Regions from separate parts of the Homo sapiens genome. Here region 2 is linked to region 1. A link is an interaction called in ENCODE POLR2A ChIA-PET data of the cell type or tissue named here. Cell type or tissue: MCF 10A. All regions are shown on one strand. Links, peaks and the distances in the headings refer to the core of each region. The heading gives the core; the rest is flanking DNA.

What was found. ChIA-PET counts read pairs that join two places held together with the same protein. Peaks named below come from ENCODE experiments on the same cell type or tissue, not always from the same donor. Only the 100,000 strongest peaks of a DNase experiment are listed, where the experiment ranks them.
Region 2: POLR2A ChIA-PET joins it to region 1 with 5 read pairs; 2 of 35 experiments call an interaction of 5 or more read pairs at or near these places.

The regions. Positions count from the first base shown.
Region 1 is chr10:73,823,269-73,831,558 of GRCh38, reverse strand. CAMK2G (calcium/calmodulin dependent protein kinase II gamma) reads left to right here. Exons shown (of 23, transcript NM_001367534.1): 15 at 3,438-3,470; 16 at 6,212-6,280; 17 at 7,475-7,519. Among named protein-coding and RNA genes, the nearest start is that of NDST2-ZSWIM8-AS1, 16 kb to the right of the region's middle. RefSeq lists a silencer at 1,482-1,682. In MCF 10A, for the core only: no CTCF peak of the experiment used is centred there; a DNase peak (open chromatin) is centred at 4,008.
Region 2 is chr10:73,940,560-73,948,849 of GRCh38, reverse strand. No RefSeq gene overlaps it. Among named protein-coding and RNA genes, the nearest start is that of C10orf55, 22 kb to the right of the region's middle. RefSeq lists an enhancer at 7,986-8,145. In MCF 10A, for the core only: no CTCF peak of the experiment used is centred there; no DNase peak of the experiment used is centred there.

The sequences.
Region 1 (8,290 bases), core at 1,562-5,561:
TTTTTTTTTTTTTTTTTTTTTTTTAGACGGAGTCTCACTCTCACCCAGGCTGGAGTGCAATGGCATGGTCTTGGCTCACTGCAACCTCCGCCTCCCGGGTTCAAACAATTCTCCAACCTCAGCCTCCCAAGTAGCTGGGACTACAGGCGCGTGCCACCACACCCAGCTAATTTTTATATTTTTAGTAGAGACGGGGTTTTGCTATGTTGGCCAGGCTGGTCTCGATCTCCTGACCTTGTGATCCACCCGCCTCAGCCTCCCAAAGTGCTGGGATTACAGGCATGAACCACCGTGCCCGGCCAATTGCATTTTTTAAAAAGACTGGAAGATTGCTAGGAGTATTAGTGGTTTTCCCATGCCCCTTCTCTGTTTTCCAAATTGCTTGTATTGTGGCTGCAGTCCTTTTATAATATGAAACAGGTAAATAACAACTTATGTTGTGGCTGCATCAAAGGGGTGAGAAACGAAAAGGAGAGGACAAAGCAAGATGTGCAGAGTTCGACCTTTCCAGGCTCTCTCAAAGTCAAGGTTTTGATCAATGTTATGAGGGAGGCCTGTGAAGTAGCTCAGATGGTCTTGAGCTTTCAGCATCATGGATTCTTCTTTTAGATCCCATCTTCCCTTCCCAACTCCCCCTTCCTCAATTCCTACTGCTTAAGTGTCCATAGGGCGATTTCTTTTTCACTGTTCAGAAGCTTTCTGCAAGATGTTCAAAATACTAGCATTGGTTTGAGCAGCTAGTCTGTCTTGTGTTCTTGATTTGGGGGACTTAGCTTCTATTTAGATTTCTTTGAAGCTGGATGCCAGTGACCCAGGGTCTATGGAAGAGTAAGAGCCACTTGTGAGGATGACTGAAGAGGCCACAAACTCTCAGATCCTGAGAGTGTAGGACAACTTGTGCCTTCTGCTAGTCCCAGGCCAGAATGGCCATCCTATCTTTAAAAAAGAAAGCAAGCAAGAAAAACGAAAGGTTATAGTTATTTCCCTAAGTACTATTTGAATTATTTTGTTAAATTAAGTATGAGAAAGAGGTTTGAACGCTTTTCCAGCTTAAAATTTAAAATAAATATACAGTTTTTAAGTAAAAGTGAGATATGATTCTTTAGAAATCATCTGGCATTTAGCCAGGCATGGTGGTGTGCACCTGTAGTCCTAGCTACTCAGGTGGCTGAGGCAGGAAGATCCCTTGAGCCCAGGAGGTTGAGGCTGCAGTGAGCCATGATCATGCCAGTACTTCAGCCCGGGCAATAGAGCAAGACCTTATCTCTAAAAAAATAATAAAAAGACCTCACATTTAGACAATGTGGTAGTGTGCTGGTTCAGAAGGAGCCCAGCTATGCATGGCTAAGGGCAAATCCCTGAATGGAGAAGGAAATTGAAAAATGTTGACTAACCTGAGAAACAGTCTTTGGAAAAGGGTGATCTCAGGTTCTCATGCAGGACAATTTAGGAAAAAGAGAGCAAGCCAGGAGAAGGCTGAGAACTTATTCCCCATTAGTCAAAAATCTGCTTTAAGTCAAGATCCTGCAATGGCCTTTCACAACAAGCCCCTGAAAATCAGCAGAACAAAGACTGGGCCTGGTGAGTGAGTGCCTACGCAGAGTTCTTGCTGCCGTGATTCAGTGCAAGTTAGAAACCTGTGCTCTTCTTTAGCCTGGGGAAAAACCAAAGTCAGCAAACCCAGCTCAACTCAGCAAACTTTCGTCGCCTGTATGCTAACTATAAGGCATGTTGCTAGGTACTGTGGAAATTGTAAAGACACATAAGATAGGAACCTTCCTGAAAGCAGTAACACTTTAGTTGGGTAAAGGGATAAGGAGATATACACACACACACACACACACACACACACACACACCCCACTACTTATATATATGAATATAAGGGAACTCCTTCTTTTTGAGGGATGATTTTCGAAGTAAAATATCATATTTGAGCATATTTAAAAGGCCACTGTAAGGCTGTGTGCGGTGGCTCACGCTTGTAATCCCAGCACTTTGGGAGGCCGAGGTAGGTGGATCACCTGAGGTCAGGAATTCGAGACCAGCCTGGCCAACATGGCGAAACCAGTCTCTCTACTAAAAATACAAAAAAAAATCAGTGGGGCGTGGTGGCGGGCGCCTGTAATCCCAGCCACTCAGGAGGCTAAGGCAGGAGAATTGCTTGAACCAGGGAGGCGGAGGTTGCAGTGAGCCGAGATGGTGCCACTGCACTCCAGCCTGGGCAACAGAGTGAGACTCCCTAAAAATAAATAAATAAATAAATAAATAAATAAATAAATAAATAAATAAAAGGCCAATGTAAAAGAGGCCTAACTATATTTAGGTTTTTCTTTTCCTTTAAATCTAATTCTAAATTATGGACCATTGTCAATATTTGTAGCCTCTTTCGTTGATTATAATAATAATCCCTGAAAATGCCTTCTAAAGAATGCTGGCCGCTTGAGGGCAGGAGCAGTTTATCAGCTGTGTTTACCTGAAACAGCCCTCAGTGTTTGCTGGGCATTGTTAAATGAATGTGCAAAAGTTGAACGACAGACGGACATATTACAGGGGGACCTTACCCCCAGTGAGCTAATGATGACATTGATAATTACCCTTCATTTTTTAGACACAGTCTTCTGGGATATATTTTCAGTGTTCCACGTGGTCTTCATCTTGATGCGTCTGTTTCACATGTGAACGTAAAGTTCGTGAGCATCTAGTTGAGGCTGAGGAATCACTGCTTTCAACATTCCCTGTGGCTTACATCCCTGCATTTTTATGATCACTGTAGTTTTAATCACTGGCACTCCTGTGTTTCTATTTTCCACGAATTGCAAAATGCAATAAAAAATTCAAATATTGTAAACAAGCATGGCTATACTGACAAAGGAAGGCCAACATTTAACTGCTAGGTGATTTTCAAAAGCTCAGCATCTTTATGTAAAAAGCATAGTAGGGATGCAGCGAAGTCAGAAGTCAAATTTTATTAGAGCTGAGGAGAGCCTGTAGTAGCTTTTGCTTTTTCCCTGGTGGCTGCTCACTTGAATTTCAGACAGTTCTAGTAATGAGAGAAAATAAATAACATTACAGGGTGAGCTAACCCTATGAACCCAGACCTGTAAATTTGTAGCAAAATGATACTTAACCTCACAGACTTGTGTCTTAATCTCCTTAAGAGGCTTTTTTTGAGCAAGGCTGAGACATCTCAGAAGATACTAAATCTGTGTCTATGAACCTGACCACAAAAGAGTTCTTCCCTCCCAGGGTCTGGAGGGTGTGAGTGCCTGTCGGTCCGTGTGCTGTTTAACCCTCTGGTGCTGGACTCCGGGTCTCCCTCCGCTCTTTTCTCCCTGATGCAGAGCCCACACTGGTGCGCTAACCTGCAGCGTCTCTGTGCTTCTCTTCTTACCTCCTCTTTCCCCTTCTCTTTCCCTCTTGCTGTGGTGTGTCCAGAAAAGGAAGTCGAGTTCCAGCGTGCACCTAATGGTGAGCCTTGCCTGCCCACCCATCGCCCACTCCATGCTGCCTGTGCCCGCCTGCCAGCCACGCAAACCTGTTCTGCCACGTGCGTGTGCCTCACTCATCCTCACTGCATGTCTGTGCTGTGTGGGCAGGTGTGGCCTGTCCTGCCAGGCGGGGGCCATTGCCCAAGGTCACCCAGTAGCCTAAAAAGTGGACATTGGAAGGGGTGGTACGGCACCCCCTGCTGTGGAGCTTGGACAGACCCCAGCGACCCAGGGTAGGATGTGAAGCTGGTAGGGACTTGGGGCAAGCAAGGGAGAGACCCTCACTCTCTTGTCACCCAGAAGGAGAGGCCCTGCTTCCCAGGCATGAGGAGCTGCTTCCTACAGACTGGCAGCTGGAGGGCAACTGTGTGGTGGGCAGAGGAGCTGGTTGCAGGCTCCCACTTGTGAGTCTCGCTCTCCTGGCTCTGCCCCCGTGCAAATCCCATTCTCTCTAGCTGTGCCCAGTGGTTTATTCTGCCCACCCAGCCCTCGGGGGACAGCTAACTCATCTTTCTCACGGGACACTGGGCACCAAGGGCAACACAGCAGCCTGAGTCATTATGAAACCATCCATTAAAACCAGAGGTGGGGGCCGGGCGCGATGGCTCACGCCTGTAATCCTAGCACTTTGGGAGGCCGAGGCGGGTGGATCACAAGGTCAGGAGATCAAGACCATAACACGGTGAAACCCTGTCTCTACTAAAAATGCAAAAAATTAGCCAGGTGTGGTGGTGGGCGCCTGTAGTCCCAGCTACTCAGGAGGCTGAGGCAGGAGAATGGCGTGAACCCAGGAGGCGGAGCTTGCAGTGAGCCGAGATCGCGCCACTGCGCTCCAGCCTGGGCGACAGAGCTAGACTCCGTCTCAAAAAATAAATAAACCAGAGGTGGGGCCACTTGGGTGACATCCCAGCCCTCTGCAGGTTTTGTGGGCACCCTGGAGTCCTTGCCCCCTGTGAGGGTCTTGGCCTCAGCTGGGATTTACAGGTAGGGCAGCCCTCTCTAACCAACCCCGAACAGGTCAGCATCATTCACTGAGCTAGGTGGGCTTTGCTTCTTGGTGGGAATGAGAGACAGCAGAGCTCCCGTGAGTTTAGACCCACCGTCTCACTACTCCTGGGCCCCCTCTTCTCTAGCCTGTCGCAGTCTGTGGAGTCTTGTTCAGTGGAGTCACTTGGTGCCTGGCTTGAGGTTCCATGCCTAGCCCTGGGTTTGGGGATGTCTGAGCCATTGACAGCAAGCTGGCGGTGGACGGCTTCAGGTCTGGTCCAAGAGGCCTCCAGGCAAGAAGTAGGACAGTCAGGATGCTTTCTGTGTATGTCCTAGGAGAGAAGACACACATTCTAGCTGTCGATGTATCATCTGTGCCCTGTGCAGGGATGGTAGCCACACATTTGTCTCACTGCCTATTGAAGAACTTGCAGGCATCAGGCTGCTCCTCAGTGGCCCCCAACCCCACTGGAACTCAGTGAGATGGAGTACGCTGGTTAGGGAACTATCAGAGGCAAAGAACATCACATGGATATGGCTCCCTGCCCTGGAGATCAGCCTTCTTCCTTTCTTCCATCTTCCCCTTGCCCCTCCCTTGCTGTGCCCCTCCGTGTAATGTTTTTGTTTGTTCGTTTGCTTTTGGTTTTTTGAGATGGAGTCTTGCTCTGTTGCCCAGGCTGGAGTGCAGTGGTGCAATCTTGGCTCACTGCAATCTCTGCCTCCCAGGTTCAAGCAATTCTCTTGTCTCAGCCTCCCGAGTAGCTGGGATTACAGGCATGTGCCACCATGCCCGGCTAATTTTTGTATTTTTAGTAGAGACGGGGTTTCACCATGTTGGCCAGGCTGGTCTTGAACTCCTGACCTCAGGTGATCCACCCGCCTTGGCCTCCCAAAGTGCTGAGATTACAGGTGTGAGCCACCGTGCCCACCCACCACCATGTAGTTTTGAAAGGCAAGGAGATATCCCTGGTGGTCATGGTGCTGTTGGGAATGTTGGCCTGTGTGTGGCCTACTCTGTCCTGGGGGCTGGATTCTGGGACTACAGCTACAGCCCCGCTGGGTTTCACCTGCCCCTCCCCGGAACACTGCCCTTCTAGCTGATCAGGCCTAAGATTTGTCAGACAAAAAGGTGAACAGCACAGTCCTGACTCTGCTCCCTGAGGTCAGTGAATGCATTTTGTGTCTGAAAGGGACTTCCACCCCCATCCTCTGGACACCATCTCTTAGGCCAGGCATACTTTTCTTTTCTCCTTCCTCTTTGTTTCAGGCTTCGAGCTGGTGTTGTAAGAAGGAAATACAGGTGCTGGGTTGAAAGTGCAGCAGGAGACTGCCCACAGATAGGGGACCAGAGTTTCTGAATTTTGTTCTGCTTTCTTATAAACTACCCCCCTTTTTCCTGTACAGTGGGAAGAAGATCTTGAACTTCTTTGGGTCAGGTGTGGATTTTGCAATGACCTGGCACCTGGCATAAGCAGAGATTTCTGGAGGGATGCTTTAAAACAAGGCTTTGGGCTGGTCCCACCTTGAGGGTGCCCCCAGAGCTAGGTCTCTGGGCCCCACAAATACTTCCTCTGATCATCTCTCTAGCCATCGCTCCCATCTACACAGCGTTATGGAGGCCACCTCAGGCCTACCTCCTCCAGGCCAGACCAGGGGGCAAGGGAGGTCTGGGAGTTGAACCTGAGTGGCCTTGGGGACTCTGGAGGAACTAAACCATCTGTTTTCTTGTCTCAGCCACAGAGCAACAACAAAAACAGTCTCGTAAGCCCAGCCCAAGAGCCCGCGCCCTTGCAGACGGCCATGGTACCTCCTGACTACAGCTTCTCCGCCTCTGACCCTGGCTGCCTCCTGCCCCTTCCCTCTTCCTCCTCTTGTGCCCCCTCCCTGGCCTCCTGGCCTGTTCCTTTCTTGGTCCCCATAGAACTGACTGCTTTGTGTGCCGCCCTGTATGCCCCTTCCCCTTCATTGTCCCGCCTGGCCGCGCTCCATCCCGCATGGCAGAAGTGCTGCTCCTGCTCCTGCTCCTTTCGCTGGTGGGGGGAAGAGTGATCAGGGCTCTCAGCTGAACCTCCCAGGCCCAGCCCAGGACCCCTAGTGGGTCTGCTGTGGGGGCTGGGAAGGTGAGTTGCTTAGGAAAGGAGAGGGTAGGAGCTTTCTTGGGACCTGAACATCAGTTCTTGGAGGCCCCCTTGTAAAACCTGCCTCAGCCTCTCCTTTGCAAAGCCAGAAACAGGAAAGAGGGCTGGGGTCCCCACCTCTGGATGGTGCTGAGGTCTCCAGGCTCCTGGAGTGCCTCATGCTGGCTAAGTTCTCTCTGGGCTCCTCCAGGGGTTCTGTGTGCTCTTGGAGGTCCCTCTGCTAGTGGTGGCTAACTAGAGAGTCAGCAGGGGGGTGACTGGGAAAGAGGGAGAGGTGATGTTGCCTGCTACTCCCCTCCTTGCGGACCCTCATACCACATGACGTGGCGGCGTGGGGCCAGGAACTAGGGAAGGCAGAAGGCGGGCGCAGTGGGCAGCTCTCTGGGCTCAGCTTGCTGAGGGGGCCTCCTGTCCTGGCTCTTTCTGGGAGACCTCATTCTTCTGCCCATGTTCCTGCCTCACACATTCCCCGTGATGAACGCTGTGGGCGGGGCCCGGCCTGTGCCCTCAGTCCCACAGCTCCTCTAGTGTACCTGCCCCGTGGGAACCCCATGTGGAAAGAGCCCTCAGAACTGACAGGAATCAGGGACAGAGGCCCTTGCTGTCAGCCTCCTGGGCACCTGCACCTGCCAGGCCTCTCTTTCTTACCAGCCCAGTGCTGCTGCCAAAATCCAGGGCTATCCCAGCTGCCCGGGACCCCAGTTGAGCCGGGATATTTTGTCTTCTGGAGATGGCTGGTGGGCAGGCCTCAGTGGTCATCATAGGGTCTGCGGGGGTCCTGGGGTGCAGGTGGGGCTCCTCAGGGAAGAGCCATAGTCTGTCCCCAAGTCGGAAGGGTAATCTTCATCTTCTCTCACAGGAGCCACAAACCACTGTGGTACACAACGCTACAGATGGGATCAAGGTGAGTGGCTCCTGAGCCTGCCTCCTGCTTTCCAGGTCAGCAGGAGACAGGTGGGCTGGGTCCCAGGGGTCTACAGGCTGCACCCTGAGGCCAAGGTGTTTGCAGAGGCTCAGCTGAAGGTAGCCTGTGCCCACAGTTGCTCCATGCTGAGGAAGGGCATTATACCTTACAGAGCTCAGGCTTTGCAGTCAGACAGACCTGGTCTGAATCCTGGCCCTGCACCTTAGTATCCTTTATCTGCAAATTGGGGATGATAATAATAGAATCTTCCTCCATATGTCGGAAGTTTAAATGAGAGTAAACGTTCACTGAAAAAATAGGCAAGAGTATCTCCAGACCCTGGAGCGTTCTCCATGGCCTGACCCCTTTGTGCCCTTGATGTTTTCACCAGCATTCCTGAACATCTGTTAAGCCCAGATACCATCCATGGCTCTGGCTTACAGAGGTGACAAGACAAATTATCTGTTCAAACGGTGGGTGGGATGGGAGGCAGATAAAAAACCAATAAGCAAACAGATAAGATAAGCTGGGCACCGTGGCTCACACCTGTAATCCTCACACTTTGGGAGGCCAAGGTGCGCAGATCGCCTGAGCTCAGGAGTTAGAGACCACCTTGGGCAACATGGTGAAACCCTGTCTCTACTAAAATACAAAAAAGTAGGCAGGTGTGGTGGCGCGTGCCTGTAGTCCCAGCTACTTGGGAGGCTGAGGCACGATAATTGCTTGAGCCTGGGAGGTGGAGGTTGCAGTGAGCTGAGATCACGCCACTGC
Region 2 (8,290 bases), core at 1,648-5,647, 120 kb before region 1:
TTTTTTCTTTTTTCTTTCTTTTTTTTTTTTTTAGATTAAGTCTCGCTCGATGGCCCAGGCTGGAGTGCAGTGGTGGGATCTCGGCTCACTGCAACCTCCGCCTCCTGGGTTCAGGCGATTCTCCTGCCTCAGCCTCCCGAGTAGCTGGGATTATAGGCGCCCGCCACCACGCCTGGCTAATTTTTGTATTTTTACTAGAGACTGGGTTTCACCATGTTGGCCAGGCTGGTCTTGAACCCCTGACCTCAAATGATCCTCCTGCCTCGGCCTTCCAAAGTGCTGGGATTACAGGTGTGAGCCACTGTGCCAGGACAGTTTTTTTTCTTCTAATCAAAAAAATTTACACATTTTTATAGTGAATATTCAAACAACACAGAAAAGCACAAAGAAGAGAATCAATCACCTATAGTTCTATATCCTAGTAATAATATGATCTAGAGATAATAGTACTTTGGTATAAGTTCTTTCAAACTTTAAAATTCACATACATATAAACACATATGTACACACACATCTATGTTAATATATGAGATGCCTGACTGACATATTTGCCTATTTTCATTTATTTTATACACTTTTCAGCTGGAGCTTTTACTTTCTTTTTTTTTCTTTTGAGACGGAGTCTTGCTCTGTCACCAGGCTGGAGTGCAGTGGCATGATCTCGGTTCACTGCAGTCTCCATCTTCCGGGTTCAAGCGAGTCCCCTGCCTCAGCCTCCTGAGTAGCCGGGACTACAGGCCGGCTAATTTTTTGTATTTTAATAGAGACGAGGTTTCACCATGTTGGCCAGTATGGTCTTGATCTCCTAACCTCCTGATCCGCCCTCCTCGCCCTCCCAAAGTGCTAGGATTACAGGCATGAGCCACCACGCTTGGCCTTTTTTTTTTTTTCTTTTGGAATAAGTTTAAGTTTACAGAAAAGTTGCAGAGATAGTAGAGAGAGTTATTGTATACCTTTCACTCAGCTTGCCTTAATATTAACACATGACATACTATAGCACATTTGTCAAAACTAAGAAATTAACGGTGTTACAGTACTATTAACTAAACTACAGACATTATTCAGATTCTACCAGTTTTCCACTTATCTCCTGTTTATTTTTTCTTTTCTTTTTTTTTTTTTTTTTTTGTTTTTTTTTGTTTTTTTTGTTTTTTGGAGACGGAGTCTCATTCTGTCTCCCAGGCTGGAGTGCAGTGGCATGATCTCGGCTCACTGCAACCTCCGCCTCCCAGGTTCAAGCAATTCTCCTGCCTCAGCCTCCCAGGTAGCTGAGATTACAGGCACCCACCAATATGCCTGGCTAACTTTTTGTATTTTTAGTAGAGATGGGTTTTCGCCATGTTGTCCAGGCTGGTCTCAAACTTCTGACCTCAGGTAATCCACCTGCCTTGGCCTCCCAAAGTGCTGGGATTATGGGTGTAAGCCACTGCACCTGGTCTATGTCCTGTTTCTGTTCCAGGATACCACACATTGTGTTTAGACACATACTTTTGTTTTGTTTTGTGTTTTGAGACAGAGTCTCACTCTGTCACCTAGGCTGGAGGGCAGTGGCGTGATCTTGGCTCACTGCAAACTCCGCCTCCCGAGTTCAAGCAATTCTCTGCCTCAGCCTCCCGAGTAGCTGATTACAGGCGCCTGCCACCATGCCCCGCTAATTTTTTTGTATTTTTAGTAGAGACAGGGTTTCACCATCTTGGCCAGGCTGGTCTTGAACTCCTGACCTCAGACGATGCGCCCAACTCGGCCTCCCAAAGTGCTGGCATTACAGGCATGAGCCACCGCGCCCAGCCTAGACACACACATTTTTACAAATTTCAACTGTTTCTTTGTTTCTTTTCTTTCCCCACCACATGCATCAGAGTGCCTTCCTACATTTTTCCATCTCCTTGCCTTCAGGCCAAATGTTTGCTCTCCTGGCATGTTTCTCCATATACTGCTTTTGGGACCCATCAGTGTCAAGTCTCGCTAAAGACTCCTTTGATCAAACGAACCCTGCTCCCAGTCCCCTCTCCGGGTGGGGTCATTCTAGTCAGGAGGTTTGACCATCATGGGACACTTCCCCTAGGACTGGATAGGATCCACTGCATTCTGCTTCCTTTCAGTGTGGGTCTGCCCTGTACTTGCCACTGTAATTCCAGCCCCACAATGCCCGGACCTGTCCTCTGGGAGCCTAAGCCTTTACCTGTTATCTCATCCACATAATTTCCTGTGCCACCTTGAAATTCCCCTAAGTTGCCTGAAGCATCTTTGTGGTCCTTCCTTTGAAATGGCTACCCAAGTTTTATATAGCCACCAACTATTCCAGTCATTAAGGGGACTCTCCTGATGTCCTTATATTGACCATCTGTGTGAAACTTTTCAAGGGCAATTTTCCTTCCCTCCAGTAGAGAGAGCTGGAGAAATATCTTCAGCTCAGGTATACCATTTTTCATCTCTGGTAAAGAAGTATCCTCTTTTATTTTTTTACCCCATTCATGCCCTGTCTATTCATCCTTCTCCTTATCCCATAAGAGACTCACTATAATGTGTTTAATGCATGTCCTTGGGTATATAGACATTACTGAAAGATATACAGTGCTCTTTTATGGGTAGGTGTGACTTTAGTCTACATAAATGGTGTTATACCCTAGATCTTATTGTATTTCTTTTTTATGTGACACCTGTTTTTAAGCTTGTTGTGGGGGTCTAAGCACTTTTAGTTCACTGTGGCTGACTGCTGCACAGTACAGCAAAGTATGCGTTTACATTTTGCTTCCACGTTTCTGTAGTGATGTCCCCCTAGGTTGTCTCCACGTATAATCCTCTGATGAATCTGCTTGTTTATGTTCCTCTGGGGACATGAGATTGCTGGCTCATTGGCTGTATGCATATTTAAATTCATGAAATTGTGTCCAGAATTGGTGAGTTCTCTGTCTCACTGACTTCAAGAATGAAGCCATAGACCCTCGCGGTAAGTGTTACAGTTCTTAAAGGCAGCGTGTCCAGAGTTTTTTCCTTCTGATGTTTGGAGACATCTAGAGTTTCTTCCTTCTGGTGGGCTCGTGGTTTCGCTGGCTCAGGAGTGAAGCTGCAAACCTTCCCTGTGAGCCTTAACAGCTCATAAAAACAGTGCGGACCCAAAGACCGAACACAACAAGATTTATTGCAAACAGCGAAAAAACAAACCTTCCAACAAGGAAATCCAAGCGGGTTGCCACTGCTGGGTCCAGCAGCCTGCTTTTATTCCCTTATCTGGCCCCACCCACATCCTGCTGATTGGTCCATTTTACAAAGAACTGATAGGTCTGTTTTACAGAGAGCTGATTGGTCCGTTTTGACAGGGTGCTGATTGGTGCATTTACAATCCCTGAGCTAGACACAAAAGTTCACCAAGTCCCCACTAGATTAACTAGACACAGAGCACTGATTGGTGCATTTACAAACCTTGAGCTAGATGCAGGGTGCTGATTGGTGTATTTACAATCCCTTAGCTAGACATAAAGGTTCTCCCAGTCCCCACTAGATTAGCTAGACACAGAGCAGTGATTGGTGCATTTACAAACCTTGAGCTAGACACAGGGTGCTGATTGGTGTGTTTACAAACCTTGAGCTAGACACAGGGTGCTGATTGGTGTATTTACAATCCCTTAGCTAGACATAAAGGTTCTCGAAGTCCCTACCAGATTAGCTAGATAGAGTGCTGATTGGTGCATTTACAAACCTTGAGCTAGACACAGAGTGCTGATTGGTGTATCTACAATCCCTTAACTAGACATAAAGTTTCTCCAAGTCTTCACTAGACTCAGGAGCCCACCTGGCTTCACCTAGTGGATCCTGTACGGGTGCCGCTGTCAGAGCTGCCTGCCAGTCCCGCGCCATGGGCCTGTACCCCTCAGCCCTTGGGCGGTCTATGGCACCAGGTGCCGCAGAGCAGGGGGCAGTGCTCATCAGGGAGGCTTGGGCTGCCCAGGAGCCCACGGCCGCGGGGTAAGGCTCGGGCATGGCAGGCTGCAGGTCCCGAGCCCTGCCCCGCGGGGAGACAGCTAAGGCCTGGCGAGAATTCGAGCACAGCACCCGCGGGCCGGCACCACTAGGGGACCCGGTACACCCTCTGCAGCTGCTGGCCCGGGTGCTAAGCCCCTCACTGCCCAGGGCCGGTGGCACCAGCCGGCCACTCAGAGTGCGGGGCCACCGAGCCCACGCCCACTCAGAACTTGTGCTGGCCCCGGTTCCCTCCCACTCTCCCTCCACACCTCACTGCAAGCAGAGGGAGCCGGCTCTGACCTCAGCCAGCCCAGAGAGGGGCTCCCATAGTGCAGCGGCAGGCTGAAGGGCTCCTCAAGCACGGCCAGAGTGGGCGCCAAGGCCGAGGAGGCGCCGAGAGCAAGCGAGGGCTGCCAGCACGCTGTCACCTCTCAAAATAGAGTCAGATGGCTTCCAGAATAGCCCTACAAGTTTATAATCCCACCAACAGTTGTCCCCTTTTCCCCACATCCTTTCCAACACTTGAAAGGCATTATCTGACTTGCCTAACTTTCGACAATTGAGGTGACACCAAGTGATATCATGTTTTAATTTGCATTGCTCAGGGTACTTCTAAGATTGAGCTTTCTTTTTTTGAGATAGGGTCTCACTCTGTCACCCAGGCTGGAGTGCAGCCTTCACCTCCCAGGCTCAAGCAAGCCTCCCACCTCAGCCTTCTGAGTAGCTGAGACTGCATGTGCACATCACCACGCTTGGCTTTATTTATTTATTTATTTATTTATTTTGTAGACACGGGGTCTTGTTATGTAGTTGAGGCTGGTCTGGATGTCCTGGGCTCAAGCAATCCTGCCTCAGCCTCCCAAAATGCTGGGATTACAGGTGTGAGCCACTGTGCCCAGCCAAGGTTGGGCATCTCTTCACACACTTGCCAGCCATTCTAATTTCCCTTCTGTGATTTCTGACTTTATTCTTTGCTCACTTTTCCATTGGATTTCTGGCCTTTTTCTTGTTGATCCCCAGGAGTTTCTTGAGCATTCCAGATATTAATCTTGTGTAGCTTTAGACATTGCAAATCTCTTCTTCTGAATGGAAGAAATCTGCTTGGAGGGGGTTTGAGCTCACTATCAGGAAATTAATATAATTCATTTGCTGAGATCCAGCCTCTCCTGCTAAATCTCTTGAGTCCCAATCACCCTCCCTAATCTAAGAACAATTAAGCTATTCCCCATTTTTCTAACCCATTTATGGAAAGTAGTGTTTGGGGCCAGTGTGGTGGCTCACACCTGTAATCCCAGCACTTTGGGAGGCTGAGGCAGGGAGATCTCCTGAGGTCAGGAATTCGAGACCAGCCTGGCCAACATGGTGAAACCCCATCTCTACTAAAAGTACAAAAATTAGCCAGGCATGGTGGCACACACCTGTAATCCCAGCTACTTTGGCAGGCTGAGGCAGGAGAATTGCTTGAACCCGGGAGATGGAGGTTGCAGTGAGTTGAGATTGGACCACCACACTCCAGCCTGGGTGACAGAATGAGACTCAGTCTAAAAAATAAAATAAAATAAAAGTAGTTAGTTTGGGTTTATATGTCTAAGCTGTCCTCCAAAATATCCATTTTGATTGCTGTATTACTCAGGATAGTGATGGTTTGTGGGAGGAGGGAGGGTTGTGATTTGAACAGTGCACACAGAAGGTTTTCTGGGGAGGCTGGAAAATTTTTTTATTTTTTTCTTCTTTGAGACAGGATCTCACTCCAGTTGCCCAAGCTGGAGTGCAATGGCACAATCTCGGCTCACCACGGCCTCAACCTCCCGAGCTCAGATGATTCTCCTACCTCAGCCTCCTGAGTAGCTGGGACTACAGGTGCACACCACCACGCTTGGCTAGTTTTTTATATTTTTAGTAGAGATGGGGTTTCGCCATGTTTCCCAGGCTGGTCTCAAACTCCTGGACTCAAGTGATCCACCTGCCTCGGCTTCCCAAAGTGCTGGGATTAGAGCCATGAGCCACCACGCCTGGCCTTATTTCTTAATCTGGGTGGTTTTACCTTATAATAATAAATTAAGCTATACATTTGATTTGTGTGGTTTTCTTTTCTATGCCATGTTTTACAATAAAAGATTAAAATATATGTCCCTCAGTTACCTTTCATTTTCCACTGCTCTTCAGTTTGCAAGACTAAAATTCATTTTTCTTTTTGAGACAGAGTCTTGCTGTGTTGCCCAGGCTGGAGTGCAGTGGTGCGATCTCGGCTCACTGCAACCTCTGACTCCCGGGTTCAAGTGATTCTCCTGCCTCAGCCTCCCAAGTACCTGGGATTACAGGCGCGCACCACCACACCCGCCTAATTTTTGTATTTTTAGTAGAGATGGGGTTTCACCATGTTGGTCAGGCTGGTCTTGAACACCTGACCTCGTGAACCACCTACCTCAGCCTCCCAAAGTGCTAGGATTACAGGCGTGAGCCACTGCGCCCGGTCCTAAAATTCATTTTTCAAAACAATCTAGTTTCTCCCCGAGTCAAAGCAAACCTGATTCCCAGACATAGACTGCTCTGAAAATGGGCTTTTTCAATTACTACAAATCGGATATTCCCCTTTATTGTCCACCAGTAAAACTGACCACCCTCTGGTGGCTGAATCCACAGCCATGGCAAGGGTCTGGGCAGTCAACCTGTCAGGCCAATGCCGGGCCTGAGAGTGGAGGAGGGTAGGACTCAGGGACCTCTGAACCTGCTTCGTGAGCCTAAGGGCTTAGCTTGGCCACGGTTCCCTATTAATAGGCTCTGGGTCATGTACAAAACAAGAGAAAGATGACAGAATCTGGGAAGGCTGCTACCACTAGCGACCTAAGGACTCAAAACTTCACACACAAATATGAAGAACCATATATAAAGAAGTGGCTATGGCTGGGAGTGGTGGCTCACACCTATAATCCCAGCACTTTGGGAGGCTGAGGTGGGTAAATCACTTGAGCCCAGGAGTTCAGGACCAGCCTGGGCAACATGGTGAAACTCCACCTCTGCTAAAAGTAGCAAATATTAGCCAGGCGTGGTGGCACACACCTGTAATCCCAGCTACTCGGGAGGCTGAGGTGGGAGGATCACCTGTGCCCAGGAGGCGGAGGTTGAAGTGAGCCGAGATGGTACCACGGCACTCCAGACTGGGTGACAGAGGAAGACCCTGTCTCAAAAAAGAATTTAAAAAAAAGTGGTCATATATAAAAAGCTGCTTTTTCCAGTTTAAAGTTTCCATTTGCAATACATTGGATGAGAATGGGTGAAGGGGCGCCAGCAAGCTGTGGTGGCATAAACTGCTTGACTCACAGTGACTAAAACCTCTGTCTATTTGAAGTGAGCCTTTGCCAGACCCAAAAGGCTCTATTTTCCAAATCACCTGATACCACCTTTGGTCAAGGCACTAGCCATGGCAGCTGCACTAAGCCACAGGCTCCCATAAGCTATTTTTATCTCAAATACTCACTAGGACCCACTGGGTAACCAGTATGCTCAGGGAAAGGTTTGGGGCCCTGAATCCTACCTTCCACCCCAGAGGGATAAAGACCATGAGGACGGTGAGGAAGCATTTTTATTAAATGGTTGATTGAGGCTCCTGTATGCCCTCAGAACAAGGCTTTTCAGTAAAAGCAGGTCAGAGAATTTGACTTCGGCCAGGAGGTCTTAGCAAGAAATCCTGCTCCCTCTTTCTGAATCAGAGTTCATGACCCCAACCAGCTGCACGGAGGAGGATGGCTGCCCTGCTCAGAGAGGCCAGGCCCTTTATGGTCACCACGTGGAGCCGGGAAGGAGAAGAGAAGAAATAGGGTCATGAATTCCCACCCAGCAATCGGACATTTCCCTCCCTGGGCTCAGCAGTCTTGCCCTCAGACCTGGACTTGCCCCCTTCCTCAGCAGCACTTTCAGAACAATCCCTTAGCCCACAGCGTGGCAATAAACAACCGTGCGGTAAACAGAGCTTGTCTTCTTTGAGTCCCCTTGAGCCCAACGTCTTCGTGCTGCCCACCAGGCCACCCCCACGCAGTGTCTCCTACTCCAGCCAGAGCTCGGGGCACCGCCCCATCCCGGGTCGCCTTTCACCGCCAGCCCAGCAGGGGCCGCCAGAGCGATGCAGATGAAGCCAGAACCGCGCCCGGGCCGCGGAAGGAAGACTCCCACGGGCCGCCCTCGGTTCTTGACGCTCAGTCCAAGTGCCCAGTGGGGACAGGCGCTCTCAGGCTCCGGTTTGGAGCTCTCCTTACCCTTCTCAGAGGTGAAGACTGAGCCAGACTCCTTCCGTTTTATTTTTATTTTGTATTTTTTGTAGAGACAAAGT